Regions from separate parts of the Mus musculus genome. Here region 1 is linked to region 2. A link is a loop called in an ENCODE intact Hi-C map of the cell type or tissue named here. Cell type or tissue: heart. All regions are shown on one strand.

Region 1 (8,000 bases), 340 kb after region 2:
CAATCCCTCTTGAAGGCTGGAGGACTTCCCACAAACCTGCTTTTGCTAAAGGTTCCATCACCTCCCACTAATACTACTCTGGGGACCACGGCTTTAAGACACTGATGAAAACCTTAGCATCTTGCTCTCCCCTCCACCTTCCTCTCGTTGTCTCTCTCTCCCTCGTCACACTATGTTCAGACTTATGACTTTTTAACGGCTCTCCCCTCTCAGCTCCCATATTCTCTTTCTAAAAATTTCTTGATGAGACTAGAGATGACAGGGTCGGGGTGGGCTGGGGGTGGGGCTCTATGAACTCCCTGGCTGAAGAAAATACGTGTGGAGGCATTTTGATTGCAGGCAGCCACTAAATTTGACTTGTAGCCTATCCTAAATGTAGAGAAAGATTTTCAATTACAAAACTCATAAAGTGTGGAGATGAGGGAACCTGGCTGCACTCTGAGTTTGACTAATGGTCTCAAAGTGCTCTGAAATGTTTGGCATTTGCCAGCCTTTCTTTCTTCCCTAATCTTCAAGCCCATGGGTTTTAATGGGAAACATAATCCTCTTTTCTGATTCATTTACACTTAGCTCATCTGAGTATTGTTTTCTAAAAACCATCTGAAGTCCAAGAAGTTTTATGAGATCTTTAAAGACTTGGTTTTTGAACGAGGAAGTTGTGTCCTGCCAGTATAAATGGACCTTGAACCCTAGGGGGGGTTTGGGTTCAGGGTCTGTGGCATTAAGTTTGGTTGAGACTTGGCAACGGCTGATCTCAATGCCTGACAGGATCTGGGCCTTCAGGGTGAATAGTGAGTTCGAGATGAGCAGCCATCTCATGTGAAGCTGCATGGGGAACAGAGCACAACTCTCAGAGACGATCTTGCCAGTTATATAAGAAACAAGAAACTTGTGTGGAAAACTGTGACTTTGCGGCATCTGCCAGCAGCCCCTTGAGTGGGACTCTTTGCTTATGCATATATTTACATAATCATGGACATGTAGACACACATGTGTTCTAGCATGTGTAGGGATGGGGTGAACATTCATTTTTGGAGGTTATAATTTGGTTGAAGAAGCATCAGAAGTGGTCCCTCCTGTATTGCTGTCAAGAGAAAGAAATATTGCCTTGTGCATTTTCTTTTCTTTTCTTTCTTTTTCTTTTCTTTTCTTTCTTGATCTCTTTCTTTCTTGATCTCTTTCCTTCTCTCTCTCTCTCTCTCTCTCTCTCTCTCTCTCTCTCTCTCTCTCTCTCTTTCTCTCTCTCTCTCCCTTCCTTCCTTCCTTCCTTTCACAGGGTTTCTCTGTGTAGTCCTGGCTGTCCTGGAACTCACGCTGTAGACCAGGCTGGCCTTGAACTCAGAGATCTGCCTGCCTCTGCCTCCCAAGTGCTGGGATGAAAGGCGTGCATGACCACTGCCCAGCTGCCTTGTACATTTTCAGTGGTAGAAAACATTTGTAATTTTTATGGTGTGTGCACGGTATATGTAAGTGGTATGTATGTATGTATGTATGTGTGTATGTATGTATGTATGTGTGTTGTGTGTTCATGCTTGCCTTTATGTTTGTGTGAAGGCCAGAGGAGGACACTGAATGCCCTGTGTGATCATTTCTGCCTAGTCCCTTGAGGCAGGGTCTTTCATTGCACCAGGAGCTAGGCTGATAAGAGCAAGTCCCTGTATTCTTCTGTTTTCCTTCCCCTACAGTGCTAGAGTTATGAGCTTCTGTGACCATGTGGTCTGCTACTATGTGGGTGATGGGGATTTGAACTTAGATCTTTATGGTTGCACACCAGGTGCTCTTACTTTCTGAGCTGTTTCACAGAAAACACTTCTCTATAGAGCCATAGATCAGAGTAAAAACCAGTCTTACTGCAAACTCAGCGATTACAAGCAGAACCTCAGATTCTCTAGAAACTGAGATCCAGGCAGGTGGAATGACTCGCTCAAAGTAAAGTAGCAAGGCTAGGCCCCCAGGGTCTGCTTCCAGCTGTGCTCTCTGTAGACAGCTGCTTCTGTCCTGGAAGCAGTGTTGATATATGCCATTCCCCCATCCTGGACCTGGGAGACACTTGTCAGGAAGACTCACCCAGCACTGAAGACTAGTAAAGACTTCTTGTTGATGCTGCTGCCTGGGTCATTTCCCTTGTCTATTCTCCTCTGCCCTTCCCATCCCATGGCCTCTCTTATCAAAGTGCACTCAGCCTCGCCTCCTGCTTCCTTCCACTGCTCCCTGTCCACTGCAACAACTGCTTAGAAAAATCCCTATATGACACCTAGAATCTTCATCGGGGCAGGTTTGACTTGCAGCTAGGAAACATTCTCTGTTACGAATTGTCCACAAGATGACAAAGAATTATGGGCTAAACTAGGTTCTAGGACCATGGAAATCAAGCAGTGCCTTGTGAGATTTCTGTTATTTTTCTCTAAGCATTACTTAATTCAGCTGCTTAGCTTCTTTAATGCTTTATTTAGATCTTGTTTCCTCAACCAGATAGGTTTCCTTTACACAAAGGCTTTGTGCCCCAGGATACTTTGTAGCTCTAGATAGATACAAAGATGCTGTGTATCTGCTGGTCTTTTGCACAGCGGGCATTTGGTAGGCATTTGTTCCCTTGTACTTTTGCATCTAGAACTCAAAGTTGCAGACTTGGGACAGTGTCTTGACCCTTCTTTTCATCTGGTTCACTTTAACCCAGCTCTAAGGTTGGACTGGAGTTATCCTGTTCAGGGCTGGGAGGGGCTTTTCACCCAGTTTGTGTGTGTGTGTGTGTGTGTGTGTTGAGAAAGCAGAGCTTCTGAGAGGAAAGGTGAAGTGTCCGTGGCCTGTAGCCATTAGTGATCATTTTATCTGGAGCCCTGGTCTCCTCCCCGCGACCAGAGCTATTTCTTTGATGGTAGTGACTCTCTCAGACAGTGCTCCTTCTGGAAGCCTGTGTTCAGGCTGCTGGCCTCCAGGCCCACTTCCCTCAGAGCAAACGCTCACCAGTATTTCTGTAATGTGCAGAGAAAAGTAGGTGACTAGATTAGTCCTCAGCTTGGAATGATTTTTCCCACTATCAGTATTTCTGAAATTATTCTCACTTGCTATCAGTTGTCCTAAGCGGATGCAGGGAAAACCCTCAAACAAAGAACAATCAAAATTACTAATATGTGAGAAAACCCAAGCCTGGGAAAAGACCCTTTTTAATTCACTTAAAAATATTTATTTATTTTATGTGTGTCACTGCTTTGTCTGAATATGTGTATGGGCGCCTGAATGTCAGAAGAGAGCATCAAACCTCCTGGAACTGGAATTTTGGATGGTTGGGAATCTAATCCAGGTCCCCTGAAAGAGCAGCCAGTGCACTTAACCACTGAATTATTGCTCCAGTCCCGGGCCTTTAAAAAATTGTTTTAAAAAATATACAGTTATTATCATGGACTTTTGATTGCAGTCATGTAAAAACAGCATTCATTCTGTTGACATTGTCTTAATTCAGATGTTAGCAGTAAAGACGTCATTTCCTGGTTTTCTTCAAACTCTGTTTTGCACGAGAGAGAGAGAGAGAGAGAGAGAGAGAGAGAGAGAGAGAGAGAGAGAGAGAGAAATTCCTAAATGCTCCATTCCACTCCACTGCAAGGACCACCGGCAGGGCAGCCTCTGCGATTTTCTTCATCTACACGGGCGCCCCCTGCTGCCCATCCCGCATTCTTGACCCTCCAATGTCAGGAGCAGGGTACCACAAAGTCTTCCGGAGGTTGCAGTCCTAAAGAAAACCTTCCTTCAGACTAATAGAGCTAATCACTTTCCAATGGACAGCTCACGCTACCTCGGATAGCCTTTTCTGGGACCGGACCTAGTGTTTTAATCCAACTTCTGCAGACAGTATCCGAGCAAACTCGAGTAAAAGTGCCTGCGCTTCCAAACTGTATTACTCGAATCCTTTCCGGCTGCTAGAAGGAAAGGGCCGTTCCCTCACCTTGCTGAGCCCTTTGTCTTTTCCTGGCGCTGGGGAGCGGGAATCCCTGTCCACCCGACCCATAGCCCCAATATCTGGATGCGGAGGGTGGCGGCTCATTCTCCGGCTCATCTCGAGCTTTCCCCAATTAGGATTTGCTGCCTGACGTCACGTCTGCTGCAGATTGGCTGTTCAGATCTGACACAGGGCTCCACCGGGGAGAAGAAACTTTTAAAAGACTTTGCAGCCGGGGCTGCCTCTGAGCGTCCAGCGCTCACGGTCGTCCTTGCTCACCCTCGCGGGGTTGGCGCCCGTAGCACCCCAGCCGCACCCGGCGACACCTCGTCTGAGCCAGGGGACCCTCACCTTGAGCAGCTCGCGCCCCTCCCCTCCTCTCCACCCCAACTCCCGCCCCCTGCTCGCCTCCACTCCCGGCTGGGGTCCGCTGCCGCTCAGCCGCCCGCAAAGCTCCCTCCCCTGCGGCCACCCAGTTGGTCTCCACCCCGCGGCGCACGGGCTCTCCGCAGAGTCCTTGGGGATACCGAGGGAGCGCGCCGGGGCAGGACGAGCCGCGCGGCCGGAGACTGCCCGCGATGGCGGGAGCCTGGCTCAGGTGGGGTCTCCTGCTCTGGGCAGGGCTGCTAGCGTGGTCTGCGCACGGCCGGGTGCGGAGGATCACGTACGTGGTGCGCCCGGGCCCGGGACTGCCGGCCGGAGCCTTGCCTCTGGCTGGGCCCCCGCGGACCTTCAACGTCGCACTGGACGCCAGGTACAGCCGGAGCTCAACAGCCGCCTCCAGCCGCGCCTTGGCTGGGCCCCCAGCCGAGCGGACCCGGCGCACCAGCCAGCCCGGCGGCGCGGCCCTGCCGGGGCTCCGATCTCCGCTGCCACCCGAGCCCGCGCGTCCGGGGGGGCCCAGCCGGCAGCTCCACTCTAAGGCGGGTGCTCAGACCGCGGTCACTCGCTTCGCCAAACATGGCAGGCAAGTCGTGCGCTCCCAAGTGCAGCAGGACGCTCAGAGCGCCGGGGGCTCCAGACTGCAGGTTCAGCAGAAGCAGCAGCTGCAGGGGTAAGCCCACGCTCTGCCTGCCTCGCGCGCCGGGACCCGCCGAGGCCCGGGAACCGTCTCCTCCCCGCCGGAGGCGCTGCGGGAAGGGGTGGGCACGGGGGAAGCCCGCTCACTTTTTACTGGTGTTTAACTCTCAGTGCATTGTTACCCAGCTGCGGGGGAAACACAAAAGGCATTTATTTCTTCCCCGGGGCGTAACCTCCTGTGCGCAAACCCTTCTGCTCCTAGACTATGGGCGTAAACATGAAGTCACTACAGCTTAATCCCAAGGCATCAATTAAACTTCTTGCAACTCGGTTTTTTATTTTGGTTTACCTAATGAAAAAGGGATTGTGAGTGAAAGCTGGCTCTAAAGACCCAGCTCTCCTTGAGCATCCCAGAAATTGTATACTTGGGTTTCCTGGCACCTGTGGGTCCTAAATTGGTAAGGGGCTGGGGGTGAGACTCCACGTGAACAGCAGTAGGAATTAAAGTTTGTTATTCGGTGCTGGTAAGTATCCCCACTGAACGGCTTTAACCCCATTAATCACAAGTTAGGATGGGGGCGACTTAATTTGGACATACGCCCCCCCCCCCCCCCCGCAGGGATGGATTCTCGGGGTGATCTCACTCTTTTGGCAGCACGGGGGAGGGGGAGGGGCTGGGGGATACTACTCTCTGAAGCAAAGTGGGCCCAGAGAATATGAAGAATACATTTGACTCTGTTTTAATTTGGAGTTTAAGAGACAACTGTTTGTTTGGATTTTAAGACTCCATGCTTGTTTATGCACATCCCTTAGTTCCTCCATCCTTCCCAGGTGAATGGTCCCTGACCCTTCCACTTGAGCAACTTTGGGTGGAGCATCCTGGGCACACTTTGGAGCTCTCTCTCTAATCGAGAGGAATGTGTAAGCAAGAGATTGGCTTTTCAGGAACACTCTGAAAGCTTGAGTTCACTGCGCTGGACTCAGAGGTCTCGCTTTGTTTCAGGATCAACGTCTGTGGAGGGCAGTGCTGCCACGGGTGGAGTAAACCTCCTGGCTCCCAGAGGTGCACCAAACGTAAGTCACTGTACTCACAGCGGGCCTTGCACAGTGGACCAGGTGGGGCTGTGTGTGTGTGTGGGGGGGGGGTGGAGTGGGAGGAAGAGGGTCAGGTTGGGTTAGGGAGGTTCTACAGAGGCCTCTTGAAGAGGCAGGCACTGCCCCTGGGAAGGTGAAGTCTGAAATAGAGTACACCTGCAGCCTGTATAACCATCTAGGAAGGACTGGAGTATGTTTGTCCTTCAGGGTTATGGTATCCAGCATGCCCCTGCACTCAACCCCGATGCTTATGCCTGTCTCACTTGGGGGGGAAAAATCCCACTTGAGCATAGGCTGTGTGCCAAAACAAAATACGATTCATTTTATCGTGTTTGCACCAACGAATAAAAAGCATTCGTTGACATGATGGCAAAGGCGGAATGGGAAGTAGAGAATTCTTTCCTGGAATAAGACAGGAATAGTTGCACACTGGGGATCGAACTTAAGGCTACCTAGGTGCTGAGCAAGCTCTCCACCAATGAGCTATTCATACTCCTGGACCAGTACACACAGCCCTGTCCCCTCCTGGAATTACAGACCTAAGCTAACCAGGTCCGATATTAAAAGTATATAAAGCTTCCTGAGAAGAGCCTCAAGCACCCTCCATCCTTGAAGCCCAGTTATTTTTTTCCAGAATCCTCCTGCACTTGGGGTTTCCCTACTTCATATACATGCTTAACAGTATTTTTAAAAAATACTAATCACACATAAAGATATAAGAACACCGAAGTATTTAATTAGGTATTTTCTTCATTTTCTTCATTTACATTTCAAATGCTATCCCAAAAGTCCCCCAGACCCTCTCCCCCCACTGCCCTACCCACCCACTCCCACTTCTTGGCCCTGGAGTTCCCCTGTAATGGGGCATATAAAGTTTGCAAGACCAAGGGGCCTCTCTTCCCAATGATGGCCGACTAGGTCATCTTCTGATGCATATGCAGCTAGAGACACGAGCTCTGGGGGTACTGACTAGTTCATATTGTTGTTCCACCTATAGGGTTGCAGACCCCTTCAGCTCCTTGAGTACTTTCTCCAGCTCCTCCATTGGCGGCCTTGTGTTCCATCCAATACCTGACTGTGAGCATCCACTTCTGTGTTTGCCAGGCCCCAGCATAGCCTCATAAGAGACAGCTATATCAGGGTCCTTTCAGCAAAATCTTGCTGGCGTATGCAATGGTGTCAGCGTTTGGAGGCTGATTATGGGATGGATCCCCGGGTATGGCAGTCTCTAGATGGTCCATCCTTTTGTCTCAGCTCCAAACTTTGTCTCTGTAACTCCTTCCATGGGTGTTTTGTTCCCAATTTTTAGAAGGGGCATAGTGTCCACACTTTGGTCTGAAGAACATTTCTTATAAACATTGTAACATAAAGATAAATGCATGTTGAAGACCCCTCGACAAGTTAGCAGGGAATAGAAAAAATTTACCTCCACTCTAAAAAAGAGTAAGCATTAACGTATTTTATTAGTTTGCAAACTATTTTTTATGCATCTGTGCACGATGTACATGCCTCGTACATGGAGAGGCCAGAGGAGGGAGTCAGATCCCCAGAACTATAGATTAGAGAGGGATAGATGGTTGTGAGCCACCATGCTGGTGCTAGTATCTGAACCCAGGTCCTCTGCAAGAGCACCCAGTGCTCTTAATCACTGAATCATGTCCAGCTCCCAAAGTAAGTCTCTTTAAATGCTCTCTTTGCAGAGCTTGAGCTGTTGTTGTGTAAACTGGACTTGTCCAAAATTTCTGCTGCTCACTGACTTGTATTTTATAATAAAACTCAGCAATGTGCCTTGTTGTAGTTTGGGGTCTGTAGTTTTAGGTGGGGCCTAAAACCCATCTAAAAAGGCTGGGCGGCAAAGGCAAGTGGATCCCTCAGGCTCCCTGGCCAGTCAGCTAGGCCAGTGAGAGACCCTGTCCCCCAAAACAAGGTGGGGAGCTTCCGAGGAGTGACA
Region 2 (8,000 bases):
CAAAACCAAAAAACAGAAAAAGCTGGATGAGTTGGCATTTTCCTTTAATCCCAGTGTCCAGAAAACCAGACATTCTAGCCAAATTAAGTCCCAGGCTCAGTGAGAGATCTTGTCTCTAAAATAAGATGGAGAGCAATTGAGAATGTCTCATTTTCACTTGGATGTCCTTGTGCAGAAGTGTTTGTATTATGGGATACAGTGTAATGTTTCAATCCATAAATGCCATTTGTTATAATCAGATCACAGTGAGTAGCATTTTTATCACCTTAAACAGTTACTCAAAACTCTCAGGTTTTACAAATGTACCTCATTTGCTAACTTAGTCTTTCAGTCCTACTGTAAAATCACACTCATCTGTGTTCCCTCCCAGTTAAGATATATTTTGTTTTTAAACCTTAGGAGGCTAGCCTGGGGGTTATGCATGTTATAAAGAGGTTGGCAGGGTAAGGCAGAAGGCTGTTGTGTGCTCATGGCCAGCCTTGGCTACACTGACCAAAGCAAAAAACAACCCATAAGCAAATTTTAAAAAACAAGAACAAACAAGAACCCAACAAAGGGAATGACCTGGTAAGATGGCTAGGAGAGGAGTAGCTCTCCATCGGGGTGTGAGTTTGGTCCCCAGGGCTCACATAGCAGAAGGAGAGAAAGCACTCCCTAAAAGTTATCGTCTGACCTCTGCCAGCGTGCTGTGCTGTGTGCATCCATGTTTATTACTGAAACCAAGTGAATAAAAGAGTGAGTGAGTAAATGCAAAAATTAAAACAAGACTATAGGAAATCCCAAAGAAACAGTTTTAGAGTGGAAACTCAAGTTAGAACTTGCTATGTGGACCAAGTTGGCCTCAAACTTGTAGATCAGGTTTAGCTGTAGTGGAATTCAGTTGGTATCTTTTCTGTAATCTACTCCTCCCCCCCTTCCTTCCTCCTCCCTTCTTGCATGCATCTATTCATTCATTCATTCAAGGGTTTCTCTGTGTAGCCCTGGCTGTACTAGAACTTGCTCTGAGGACCAGGTTGGCCTCAAACTTGTAGATAGATCTGCACTGCTGAGTGTAAAAGAATGTGCTACCATGTCCGGCTTATGATCTCATTCTTGATTTGTATGGTTAGTGTTTACATTGTAGTTTGTCTAATTTCTTGGTTTTGTGGTTTTTTTCTGTATGCCTATTCACATTAAGGATTTATTTATTTATTTTGGTTTATGAGATGGGTTCTTACTCTTTGTCCATCCCAGTCCACACCTCCTAGGTTCAAGTAATATTCCAGCTGGAGTCTCCCAAGTGCTAGGCCTGCAGACATGTGTTACAATTTATGCTTGGACATCTGGAGAGAGAGAGAGAGAGAGAGAGAGAGAGAGAGAGAGAGAGAGAGAGAGAGAGAGTGAGTGTGTGTGTGTGTGTGTGTGTGTGTGTGTGTATGAGTATAAGTGTTTTATCCTACATGAATGTGTTTGTGTGCCATTTGTATACCTGGCGCCCATGAAATTTAGAAGACAACACTGGATCCCCTGGAACTGTTGTTATGGATGGAGCCACCATGTGTGTGGTAGGGTTTGAACCTGAGTCTTCTGTAGGAATGAATAGTACAGTCTTCTAACTACTGAGCCATCTCTCTATTTTGCTTCTTAGTATTAAGTATCTAGTGATTATTCTAGTAATTATTTATACAGCAAGGAGGTTTTTTGTTTTTAAGACAAGGTCTCACTATGTTACTTTGGCTGGCCTGGAATTTACTATGTATGATGATGGTACAGGTAGACCAGGCTGGTTTCAGACTCACAGAGATCTGCCTGCTCTACCTGTACCATCATACCTTGCTCTAGCAATGAAGTATTAATAGCCTGTTTAATTGCCTACCTTATAAGAAGTGAATGTCTTAGTTATATATCTACAGTGATATAGCTAACAATTTATAGAAACTATTTCTACCTAATATTTTCTCTTAGAACATACTTCCAGTGAAAGCAACAAAAAATATACCTAGTTTTAAATGCTTTCAGGGTGCATACTCTGTTTAATTTAAACAAAGATTTTACTTCCCACATAAATAAAGAATTAACCTTTATGGTTAAGGTTATATTTCTAAATTTTTTTTGGTTTTATCCAATTTTCATAATACTTGAGGTATTTGTTTTTGTATTATTTAATTTAAAAAATTATGTGTGTGTGTATGTATGTGTTTGGGGCAGGTAACAGCTTGAGGTCAAACTCTGGTAGTCAGGCTTGTCAACAAGTGTCTTTAGCCACTGAACTGTCTCATTCTTTCTTTATTCATATTTTTTTTAAATATAAAAATCAGTTTATTGTAATGAACTCACAAATAAAAAAATTACACAACTAGATTAATTCAGACAAATACTCCACCAGTGCGAACTCTGTACATCTCAGTGAACCTGTATTCTATTAGAATCGCCATTCTGAAGCCCAAGAGCTTTGCTTAGTGTTTTAAACTTGTGCCCTCAATTAATATTTATGTACTTACCCACTATAAAAAAAGGAAAAAAGAAAAAACTCCATGACAGGAATAAAACTAGCACAGCATTAACTTTGTATCTTCCTTCCTGACTTCTGTATCTGTTTCGATTTTCTATTCTTCCTTATCACCAATATGACCTTTTCTTGGTCTCTTTATCAGGGTTACACTGTAGTCGCCACTGATCTATATGCTTACAGAAATAAATACCTGGTCCACTCACATTTGAACAACAACAAAAAATTGAGATATGTGACCTCTAGAAATAGAAGTAGTGTGCCTCTTTTGACTAAGAATGCCATTTTAGTTTTTTAAAATTTATTGATTCACTTCATTATCAATCCAATATCAGCCCTTTCTCTCCTCACAGTATCCCCTCATGTAAGTTCTCCCCCCATTCTACCTTCCCCTTTTCTTTTTTCCATTTTGGGTCTCAGTCCTGCCCCCAGCTTTTCTGTAAGATTCCCGAGCTCCATCTTATGTTTGTTTATGAGTCTCTGCATCTCGTTCCTTTGGCTGCTGGGACAGAAGTCAGTTATGCTAGGTTCCTGTCTGCAAGCTTAATAGAGTATCATTAATAGTGTCAGGGATTGGTTCTCACCCATGGGATGGGTCTCAATTTGGGGCAGTCATTGGTTGGCCATTCCCTCAGACTCTGCTCTATCTCTGTCCCTGCACATCTTGTAGGCAGGGTACATTTTGGGTCGAAGGCTTTCTGGTGGGTTGCTGTCCTTATCCTTCTACTGGGAGTCCTGCCTGGCTACAAGAAGCAGCCACTTCAGGATCTATATGCCCCACTACTAGGAGTCTTAGCTAGATTCACCTCTATAGACCTTGTGGACCTCTTCCCATCTCAGGTCTTTGGCACATCCTAAAGATTGCCCTCCCACTGTCTACTTCCCTTTCCTCTACCCTGTTCTTCCTACATATGATCTCTCCCTACCCTCTCCGTCCCCTCTTTCCATCGTCTGGGATATCTATCCTCCCTTGGGCCATCCTTGTTTGGGTCTGTTGATTACGGCATGATTATCCTGTACTTTATGGTTAATATGCACTTAAAAGTGAGGACATACCATGTATGTCCTTTGGGGTCTTGGATACTTCACTCTGGATATTTTCTAGTTCCATCCATTTGCCTGTGAAATCCATAATGTCCTTGTTTTTGTTTGTTTGTTTGCTTTTTTGGTTTTTCGAGACAGGGTTTCTCTGTGTAGCCCTGGCTGTTCTGGAACTCACTCTGTAGACCAGGGTGGCCTTGAACTCAGAAATCTGCCTGCCTCTGCCTCCCAAGTGATGTCCTTGGTTTTTAATGGCTGAGTAGTCTACTATTGTATAGATAAACCACATTTTCTGTATCCATTCTTCAGTGGAGAGGCATTTAGGTTATTTCCAGTTTCTGGCTATTACTTATTATAAAACTGCTTTGAACATGTTGAGCAAGTGTCCTTGTGGGGTGGTGGAACATCTTTTGGGTATATGCCCAGGAGTGGCATACTGGGTCTTGAGGTAGAACTATTCCTAATCCGAACAGTGAGGAGTGTTCCCCTTGCTTCACCCCCATGTGCTGTCCTTTTAGTTCTTGATCTTAGCCATTCTGATATGTTCCTTCTAAAAATAGAAGTTGTCTTTCTCCTTTGATTGAGAAATCTCCTGAGATAGTTTTTTACTGGAGCCCTAAAATGGTCTGGCTTAAACTTTTCTGTGTTTCTGTTTCTATTTGGTTTTGAGTCATTGATTCTTTGAGCCTTAAGTAGTTTTCACTTTCATTTATTTTCTCCCTCTGCCTCCTCCTCTGCCCTCCCCTTCTCCTCCTCCTCTCCCTACTTCTTCTTTACTCCTTCCCTCCCTCCCCCACCCGTGTGTGTGTGTGTGTGTGTGTGTGTGTGTGTGTGTGTGTGTGTGTGTGTCTGTGTCTGTGTCTGTGTCTGTGTCTGTCTGTCTGTCTGTCTGTGTCTCTCTGGTGTTCTTTCCAAATTTTCTTTATACAACATGCATTAGTCTACTTTCTTGCAGCTGGATAGTGTTCCCTTGATTAGTTCAATATATTCATTCATTGGCAAGCATTTGGGATCTTTTTATCCTTGGATTGTAGTGTATAATACTGCTGTGTGCGGGTGTATACAAATGTTTATTTTAGCACCAGTTTTCATTGTGTTTGGTGTATGCCTAGGAGTGTCACAGTAAGTAGTTTTCAACTTTTTGATGAATGGCCAAATTGATTTTTATATTGTTAATCTTTTGGATAGTCCTAATGATAATTTAAAAAAAAAAACAAATAATACCAAATACTAGTAATTTTCCTCTTCTTAAAAGCCGCAGGTGTCAAATTCCCATAACCCCACATCAGCAGAAGAACAGCAGCTGTACTGGGCCAAAGGGACTGGCTTTGGCACAGGTTCCACGGCATCAGGATGGGACGTGGAACAAGCCTTAACTAAACAGAGGCTAGAAGAGGAGCATGTGACCTGCCTTTTGCAGGTACGCTTGTGAGTCGGTTGTTATCAGTACTGATGATTTACTCAGTTCATTAAGTATTTTGTCTTTTTTCTTTTTGCTGAGATGTTTCATGTTTTCTAGGCTGCCCTTGAACTCTGATCTTCCTTTCTTCACCTCCAAGTGTAATCATGACAGATGTGCTCCAGCATTCTTAGGCTTGCTTTTGCTTTCTTCTCCAAATACAGTATAAATGCCATGGTTTAAAGAATGGTCTTTTATGCTTGTAATTCTAAATATATTCCCCTCAATTAGCTTCTCACCTCAGATACAATTATCCTTTGATTTCAAGATGTTCTCTAGAAACATAACATCTGCTAGCTAGCCTTTGTTTTAATGTAAAGCCTCTGACCTGTGCTTACAACCCAGTATTCGTACTCCATTCTGCACTGGGACCTCTCACCGCTAAACTGTACCTGTAGCTCACTCTCAGTTCAAATTGTTCTATAGTGATTCCACAATCAAGCAAGTTGAAAATAGGAGGGGACATCTTTATATCATAGAAATAAATGAAATTGCCGCCATTTTGAAGTGTTACTTTGCAGTTTTAAGATGGCATGCTCGTTGTAGTATAAATTCTGAGGTCCCAGCACTCTCAGACTGAATCAGTGCAGTGAGGACTTGGAGTGCAGCGTAGTAGCGTGTGTGCCTAGCATTCATGGGCCCTCTGGATTCAGTCCTCGGCACCGCATTAAAGTGACACTGCGAGCGAGCATCTGAATCTCAGGTCACGGTGACCCACATGGCCAAGTGGAGGCCACGGGAGCCTCCTGAGTTCCCCAGAAAGAGAAATCCAAAGGCGACAGTGGTGATGCTCCCGTGTCTGTCAGTCACTGTCCAGTCACTGCTCTGTTAGTCACGGCTTACTGCGCTCGTGTGCTGCTCTGTCCTCAGGGCGCTCCTCTTTCAGTTACATAGAGAGCTATTGTCCTGTGTAAGCAACCCTCAGCAAACAGTCCCTTCCCTTCTGAAAAGTTAAGTGGAAATGTCCTTTTTTAGCCGTGTTTGATATCTCAGGCCTATAATCCCAGCACACAAAGTTGAGGGATAAAAATCCAAGGCCACCCTCTCAGTCGAGAAACCCAACCTTGAGGTTTGTCAGGGCCTTATGTGGAAAAGCTATCTCCAAAATGAAAAGTACACAATCAGAAAGAGTGTCAACATTGGCTAAGTAAAAACCAGATGCTCTTGAGTGTGCTGAGATCAAGTGTCTAGTTATGAAACACATCACTGAAGTGTATAAAGCTGAACTCCAATTTCTTGTCTGCAATGCAGGTCCTTGCGAGTTACATAAACCCCATGAGTGGTGCTGTCAATGGGGAAGCCCAGGCGTCTCCCGAGAGCCGCGCCCAGAACAGCAGTGCTCTGCCCTCGGTGCTTCTGGAGCTCCTCAGTCAGTCCTGCCTCATCCCAGCCATGTCCTCCTACCTGCGCAACGACTCCGGTGAGTCAGGGGTGCAGGCGCTGCACGGCTGCGTAACCTCAGACACGACTCTAACTTGAAAGTCCATTATTGAAAAAGTAAGGCCGTGATACTGCCTAAGAAGGGTATAAAGTTTTTGAAATTAAAGTTACCATAGACAGCCTTATCAACGTGCAACTGATGTAGGGTTATTTTGTAATGTACATGAATATAATGTGGCATAAGTGAATATAATGGGCTTTTATATTAGTCACACCTTCCTTGTCTCATCCCTGTCTCTCTCACATTGCTCTCAGTTCTTCCCAAGTAGTTACTTATCTGCCTCCTTGTCCTTTTTCCTCTACTTTAAAAATGTGTGTGTGTGTGTGTACACAAATGGACATGCTTGCCAAGACACACCCGTGGAAGTCAGGTCACGGTTCAGTTCTTTTCACCGTGGAAGCTCCACTACAGCTCAGGTCTTCAGTGCTGTATCCATGACGCCTTCTCCCTTTGGGGCCTTTTGAATCTATTTCAGGGTAGTTTGGGTTTGTACTTCCTTGATAGCTAATCATTATGAAAATTGTGTTATGTTGGCTATTTAGGCCTCCTGTTTTAAAGTCTATATAGTTCAGTTCGTTTGTCTTTTTTGACTTTTTTGGTGTTTATCAGTTCTTTATATATTCTTAGTATTAATTAACCTTTTATCAGGAGAGCTGAGATCCTCTTGTTAGAGGTAGCCACTGTTAAATTTGGTGTTGTATTCTCTCTCTTGGTTCTTTTCACTTGTGGTATAATGATGAATATGCTATTCTTTTGTGTGTGTGTGTGCATGCGTGTATAATTATAAATATATGCATGTATGTTCTTTTATGTATGCTATAGTTAGCTATAGTAGTATTAGTTTTAGATTCTAACTTTTATTTAGGAAATTTAAGATTAGTAAATGCTTTTAGAAACATGGAGATTTATGCAGATTCAGTTTTGTTCACATAAATTCTGAACAATTCACCTTCTTTATCTAGACTGTTTAATGAATTGCTCTCCTACTAGATCTCTCCAATAATTTGGTCCTTTTTATAGACCTGAAAGGAAAATGTATTTCTTTTATATATAAGTGGAAACATGTTTGTTTCTGGACATTCCAACAGATTCCAAACACAAGACACCATATTTCGCTGATCCCGCTGAGGTGAGATTGGAGCTCATTTCCTTAGTGATCGGCAGTCCCGAAGTTAGTTATTCCTGTTGAGAATATGGTTTGTTTTGATACTGAGTTTTAAATATACTTACTGGCCCTTTTCTATCTTTTAAGAAACTTGTGTTCAGATCTTTTGTTCTTGGATTACATGGATTATGTTAGTTATTGAGTTTAAGTATTGTAAGACTCAAAGGGTTTACAAAAGTCTCTTTGTAACCTACCCCTTGGCTATTTGGTAGTTTCTTTTGCTATGCATAGACTCTTAATTTGATGTAGAGTCGTTCTGTAGGCTTCTTATATATGAAGGGGATGGAAAGATGGTTCTGCAGTTAAAAGCAGTTTTGTTGCTCTTAAAGCACTCACATTCAGTTCCCAGCACCCATGTAGTGACTCTCAGCCACCTGTAACTTTAATTCTAGGATATCTGACACTT

Evidence for each region. Hi-C counts contacts between places; a loop is a spot of excess contacts. Peaks named below come from ENCODE experiments on the same cell type or tissue, not always from the same donor. Only the 100,000 strongest peaks of a DNase experiment are listed, where the experiment ranks them.
Region 1: it touches region 2 in a loop (3-fold over the local background); 2 of 42 quality-filtered maps call a loop at or near these places.

What each region holds. Positions count from the first base shown.
Region 1 is chr17:75,001,374-75,009,373 of GRCm38, forward strand. Ltbp1 (latent transforming growth factor beta binding protein 1) reads left to right here and starts at 4,156. Exons shown (of 34, transcript NM_019919.4): 1 at 4,156-4,988; 2 at 5,958-6,028. The coding sequence starts at 4,513. In heart, CTCF peaks have their summits at 3,682 (motif pointing left) and 5,041; DNase peaks (open chromatin) are centred at 3,698, 4,138 and 4,838; H3K4me3 peaks cover 3,051 bases; H3K27ac peaks cover 4,426 bases.
Region 2 is chr17:74,663,975-74,671,974 of GRCm38, forward strand. It overlaps Birc6 (baculoviral IAP repeat-containing 6), which reads left to right. Exons shown (of 73, transcript NM_007566.3): 63 at 4,785-4,949; 64 at 6,240-6,408. Among named protein-coding and RNA genes, the nearest start is that of Ttc27, 50 kb to the right of the region's middle. In heart, no CTCF peak of the experiment used is centred here; no DNase peak of the experiment used is centred here.